2 separate regions of the Homo sapiens genome follow, and region 1 is linked to region 2. The links are chromatin contacts, found by Hi-C or POLR2A ChIA-PET in ENCODE. All regions are on one chromosome and are shown on one strand. The core of a region is the stretch at or near the end of the contact, and the rest is flanking DNA. Distances in the headings are between cores, read along the strand shown. Region 1 overlaps TMEM45A (transmembrane protein 45A). Region 2 holds the start of ADGRG7 (adhesion G protein-coupled receptor G7).

Evidence for each region. A loop is a pair of places that touch in the nucleus more often than their neighbours do. ChIA-PET counts read pairs that join two places held with the same protein, here RNA polymerase II (POLR2A). Pooled maps may share reads with other maps.
Region 1: a map of A673 shows a loop between it and region 2 (7-fold over the local background). The contact joins the enhancer-like site here to the promoter of ADGRG7 in region 2. A Hi-C loop is called at or near these places in 2 of 168 maps with a recorded cell type or tissue (A673 and dorsolateral prefrontal cortex) and 2 of 50 pooled maps. POLR2A ChIA-PET finds 5 or more read pairs at or near these places in 2 of 52 experiments (PC-9 and activated CD4-positive, alpha-beta T cell).

The regions. Positions count from the first base shown.
Region 1 is chr3:100,560,264-100,563,392 of GRCh38, forward strand. The region is part of intron 4 of TMEM45A (transmembrane protein 45A); the gene reads left to right. Among named protein-coding and RNA genes, the nearest start is that of ADGRG7, 48 kb to the right of the region's middle. RefSeq lists an enhancer at 1,363-2,227. Within about 2 kb of position 1,253, at least 2 of the 41 ENCODE cell types and tissues checked have a DNase peak (open chromatin) inside an H3K27ac peak, as active enhancers do; they include A673, where a contact is called at or near this core.
Region 2 is chr3:100,608,340-100,611,262 of GRCh38, forward strand. It overlaps ADGRG7 (adhesion G protein-coupled receptor G7), which reads left to right and starts at 1,262. Exons shown (of 16, transcript NM_032787.3): 1 at 1,262-1,632. The coding sequence starts at 1,518.

The DNA of each region.
Region 1 (3,129 bases), core at 3-2,502, 48 kb before region 2:
TTTTTTTTTTTGAGTTAGATGCTGATCTCATTTATTTTCAGTCTTTCTTGTTTTAAAATAAATGCATTTAAACAAATACATTTGTCTGCACACTGCTAGAGCTGCCTTCTGTAAGATTTGATGTGTTAGTTTGTAGTTTTTTTGATGTGTTGATGTAGTTTTCACTGTTGGGTAATTTTGAATGTTATTTCCATGTGCTTCTCTCTTTAATTTATGAGTTATTTAGGAGTACACTTTTAAGTTTCCAAAAATATTCTTTTTTTCTTATTATTTATTTCTAATGTAATTGTTTTACGGTCAGGGAATGTATTCTCTTTGTAATGTGTTGAGACTTCCTTTGGAATACGGCCCAGTGTCAGTGGTTGTAAATGATCCATGTAGTCAAAGGAAAGTATATCCTCTGTTTGGTTTAGGAGTCCTCATATATTTACTAGATCAAGTTTGTTAAAAAGCGAAATATTCAAATAAAGAAAGGCAGGACAAGAGGGGAAACCCCAAGAGAGCGGAATTATAAACATAAGAGCAGAATTAATGAAATTAATTAGTGTTCAGTTAATAATGACTAATTAATGTCTAGGATCTGAAGGAGGAAGCTGTGGGTTATACCTCAACTGGGAATAGGTTGGCTTAGTGTTGCCCCTTTTGGCAGATAAATGTTTTCATATTTCCCCCAAAAGCTTTTCTAAGGAAGAGATTAATGTCTTTGGGCATAAATCCGTGATTATTTAGAAAATTTTTCATCTACCAATATGTCTAGACTAGACTGTTTCCTTCTTCCTGGTGGTCAGCCTAAATAATGTCCGCAGCTTTAAAGAAAAATGAACATTTAATACCAGCGCAAACACACACACTGGCAGGAAATGAAGGTTTAGCCATAGTGACATTCCCACTACTGCACCCCTCTGAAACAAAACTGTCTAGAAACTTAGGTGAATATATTATGCTTCCAGTCGGTAAGTGTGGCATATGAATGTTTACAGCAAAACGCTGTCTTAAGCTAACAATATTATGTCGTGACTTGCTTTTCACCATATTACCATATTTTTTTCTCACTACTTCTCCATAAATGGTTAATATGTTAATACTTGTGCATGAACTGTGTATAGAGGGATTAGATAAAACATCCACCTAGACTCTTGGAACCGTAAGTATGGAGATGTGAATTGAAGGAAACCAATACTCAGATTGGCCACTTTTTTATCACACACATATAAATGATTGGGTAATACGTAAATGGAGAGGGAATTTCCCTTCCAACTTATTAGCAATGCTTTCTTTCCTGAACCACATCACAGTCAAAAATGCTTTCTCAATAACCTAGCCACATCATGCAATTTAAAAAAGAAAAAAAAATCCTGCAAGCCCCTTTATACTATGAATCATGTTTTCCCTGTGTCTCTGTGTGGGAGAATATTTCAAAAGCTCCCTTTGCAACTTCTCATTCCCAAGCTCCCTCCAGTCATCCTCACCGCCCAGGTGCAGGGACAATCAGGGAATGAGGAAGGTGCTCCTGCTGTCTTTGCTTCTTGTTTTTTAGGACAGTTGCTTCCACTGCATCTCCCAGCTCCACTAGTCCCCCCAGAGATTCCTCCCATCACTGCACAGATCCTGAGCCCAAACGAAAGCTCAGCCTTTGTTTTGCCTTTATGAAGGACGAAAGTTCATTTTTAAATGACAAAAAGGCCCAACTAAGCAGTAATGGTTTGAGGTCTGATGCGGCAGCAGATCAAACATTTGCTTAGGCTTTTAGTGTTGAAATAAATGATTGGATAATCAGATAACAACAGGAAATTCAGACTTCGTTATAGGAAATTGGCCCCAGGCTTATTGCCTATTAGAGAAGATAATTATTTAAATTTGAAATGTGATACTAATGAAGCTTAAACTAGTCGAAACCAGATGTTCAGGAATGGCATACAAGTTACAGCAAGAAAAACTTTTTTTTTTTGCAGATTGAGGTTTTTTTTTGGAATTTTATATAAGGAAATAAATTAAGACGACAAATAAAAGTGTGGTTTCTGTATTTAAAGGAGGATTTAATGAGTTGTGGCAGTTTCTAGCCTTAGTTTGGGCTTTCAGCTTTCCTAATTTATTCGTGTTTGGCCTAGAATGACTATGGAATGTTTCTATGGCTTTCACTGTAGTCACATCAGTTAACTCTGTTCAGTGGCCTCAGTCAAATCTTTAGCTTTCAGCATTAGGCTCTGGGGCTGCTAAAGAGATTGGCGACGGGAGGGGCTCCAAGTTTCTCTTCTCCTGATGTAAACAGCAAAAAGTTTGGTAGAATTAATGATGCCTAATGGAGGTGACTTGAGATTTTATTTTGGAGGCTTCAAAAAGCAATTATGAATGTGGCATGCAGTGACAAGTCCCTGGGCCTGCAGTTTAGACCAACCTGAATCTGTATGCTAGCTTTACCACACTAACTATATGAATCACCATAGATAATATGTTCTGTGCCATTAGGCTTACTACCCCAACTGTAAAATAGAAATATTAATAATATCTCATGGGGTTATTGGGAAAAATATATGCTATAACTTGACAATGCATGCTGTCCTGGGGAGAGGGCTGCTAATTTCAGAGGAAGGGGAGCAGAGGAAGCTTCCAGAAGAAGGTGAAAGATGGAAGAGAGTCACCAATGTGTCTAGGCTTAAGGTTTAGGGCAAGTGATACCCTTTTGCTTATTTTGAACTCAACTGTTGTATTAGTTTCCTAGGGCTGTAGTAACAGATCCCTACAAATTGGGTGACTTACAAGAGAAATTTATTCTTTTACTCTTCTGGAGACCAGAAATCTGAAATCAAGGTGTTGGCAGGGTTGGTTTTTTCTTGGGGTCCAGAGGGAGAATCTGTCCCATGCTGATCTCCTAGCCAACTGCCAGCCATCCTTGGCATTCCTTGGCTTGTGGCAGCAAGACTTCATTCTCTGCCTTTATTATCACAAGATATTCTTCCTGTATTTCTTTGTTTTCCTATGTCTTCACATGGCCTTCTTATAAGGATGCCAGTCTTTGGGTTTAGAGCCAACTCTAATCCAGTATGACTTCACCTTAACTTGATTACCTCTGCAAATACTCTGTTTCCAAATACAATCACATTCAGAGATACTGGGAGTTAGGATTTCAGC
Region 2 (2,923 bases), core at 12-2,511:
TAATGCGTTTTGACTTAAGATATTTTTTAACTTAAGGTGGATTTATTGGGATGTAATCTTATTGTAAGTCAAGGAGCACCTGCACTCCATAATAATTAAATATGATGATCTTTTATTTTAGCAGTTATGACTTGCCTTATAGGTGGCTATATCTAGGTATCTCACCCCTGAGAAATTATGAGTTCTTTGAGGACCCTGTTCATGTCTTGTACCAATTCAAACACATTAAAGGCATTTAATATGGATTTGATGAAGCAAGGGAGTGTCCAGAGAAGACCAGAGCATCTGTTCTCTCTACCAAAACAAAACTGTGATTGAGGAGGTGAATGTTCATGTATCTGTTCTTCCCTGTAAGGGTAGAGGGTAGGGAAGGAGAACATGGGAGCCTGGGCAGGAGAGGGTCAGAGCTGCATCTATAGAGAGACACCAGTTTGTAGTTACTCTGATGATGTATTAGTTTCCCAGGGCTGCTCTAATAAAGTACCACAAACTGGGTGGCTTAAACAACATAAATTTGTTGTCTTACAGTTTGGGTGGCTAGAAGTCAAGTCAAGGTGTCAGCAGAGCCAGTTCCTTCTGAGGACTCTCTCTTGTAGATGGCCGTCTTCTCTCTCTGTCTCTTCAGATCATCTTTCTGTATTCATGTCTGTGTTCAGATTTCTTCTTCTTATGAGGACACCAGCCATATTGATTAGTGACCACCCTAACAAACTCGTTTTAACTCGATCACCTCTGCAGTAACCACATCTCCATGTGAGGCCTCATTCTGAGGTACCGAAGGTTAGGACTCCAACATATGAATGTTGGAGGGGACACAATTCAGCCCATAGCAGGTGGGTTATCATGCTGGGCTTTAGTGCTTGTCAAGACCCAGCCTGTGCCAGTATGCACACTCACCAACTGCATCTGTCAAAATGTAGGCTCCTTAAAGAAATGCAAGCGCTAAAAACCATGTGTGGTGATTGCCATTTATCCTCTTATTGACAACCTAGTTCATTTCCCCGAGAGAGTGTTTTGTGTGGTCTGAAGCACCTGCCAGTCTATCTCTGCTGTACCCTCCCAAGACAAAAATACAGGAAGCCGAGCCATAGGTGACTACTGGCAACCACTGCCTTTGTGATTTCCTCTTTGGTTTCTTCTATTTTGTTCCCTTCCTTCACTCTGTGGCTTGTCTGGGCATTCACTCTTTGACCCTTGTGGCTAGTCCCTCCCCTTCTTCTTTATTGCCCTGAGTTATCTCCCTATTCCCATAACTCTAATCACTTTTTTCATGTTCTCCTTGAGTGAAGGATGAGGAAATTGAAAGCAGAGTATGCACCTTTTATTAGGAGATTCAAACTGCATCCTACTGGATTAGCCTCAAAAGTCCTAAAATACAAAGACATCCATCTGACAGATCACTGAGGGGAGGACTTGTTTTTCTGTTTTAGAATAGTTTCCGATTAAACTTTTTAGCTCAAGAAGAAAAGAAGCTAGTTATTTCTCACCCAGGAGTGGATTTGTGGTTTGGCTTCACCATGGCTTCCTGCCGTGCCTGGAACCTTAGGGTGCTGGTGGCTGTCGTGTGTGGACTACTGACTGGCATCATTTTGGGACTGGGCATCTGGAGGATTGTGATCAGGATCCAAAGAGGTAATGTTGTCCTGCTATGTTTAACTCAGAGTAAGAGAAGGTATGGGACCTCTGTCCCTGCCACCTGGTGCACAAGTACTGGGAGGTACCTTGTCCAGTCTGAGGCATTCCACCAAGGTGCCATTTATGGGATATAAAAGACCAAGTCAGTTAAGCCTAGCAGATGGTTGAATAGAAATGAATAGGTGTGGGTGTGAGTGGGCAGGGGGAAGAGTGACATAATTGAATTGGCCTCTTTATGCTCTTTTAACTCCAGACTGAATTGGTAGAAGAGTAATAATTAAAACGATTAGTAACACACATTTAGGTCTGTTTGGCTAAATTCAGGAAAGGGTAAATCGTTATGAACAAGGACACACACATGCATCAAACACATACACACACATGCATAACACACATACAATCAAACATACACAGAATGGAATTTCATTTTAAGAGAGAAGTTAAAGAAACTCATCACTAAGGTTTAAGTGAAATGATCTCATGGTTTGCATACAAATTTCCCACTTTCCAGATGTAGGAAACTAATCAAAAATTTAAAAACCATTTTTAAATGACTTTCCTGATTATTCAACGAACATTTGTTAGTCCCCCGCTGTGTGCCAGAGCTGGCCTGGAAAAGGAGGACGTGGGAGGGGAAGTAGTGAGTAAAACAATGATGTTAAAGAAAAGCCCGCTGGAACTCAGAACGCGAAATTTCAATGATCCTAATGCTGGATCCCTTGGGCTGTAGAGCTTCTCCGTAAAGGAATTCAATGTTGGATGGGCTACATACTCCCTTTCGTGAAAATCAGAGAAAGCTTCTAATGAAACAATAAATAAGGGTAAATAATGCCGATCGGGAAAGGCAGCAGGAGAGGCAGTATGCCCTCTGAGCAGGTAACTGGGGAGGACAGAAGGTTGGGGAGCTAGCAGGAGCATGGAGCATGGCTGCAAAGATCCAGTGTTGAAGACCAACAGAGGGATCTGACATACTGGCTGCTGATGGAGTGGTAGCTGGGGATGGATTTGTCCTCCCCCTACCCCACCGCCCTAACCAGTATTTAGAGAATACTGTATCGATAGTATTTAGAGAACTAGAATGAGAAAATTTACCAGAACAAAAATAGTAAAATTTAAACTTGGAGCAAATGTGTTTTTGTTTGTTTAAGGTTGTAAAATAGTTTCATTCAGGTTAAAAAATTATGAACTATGGATTTTACCCCATTAAGGCTGCCAAATTTATAAGACCTCATTTAAAGGACATACTTCACAAAGTTTTGTTTGTTTGTTTTTCCTTCCTTCCTTCCTT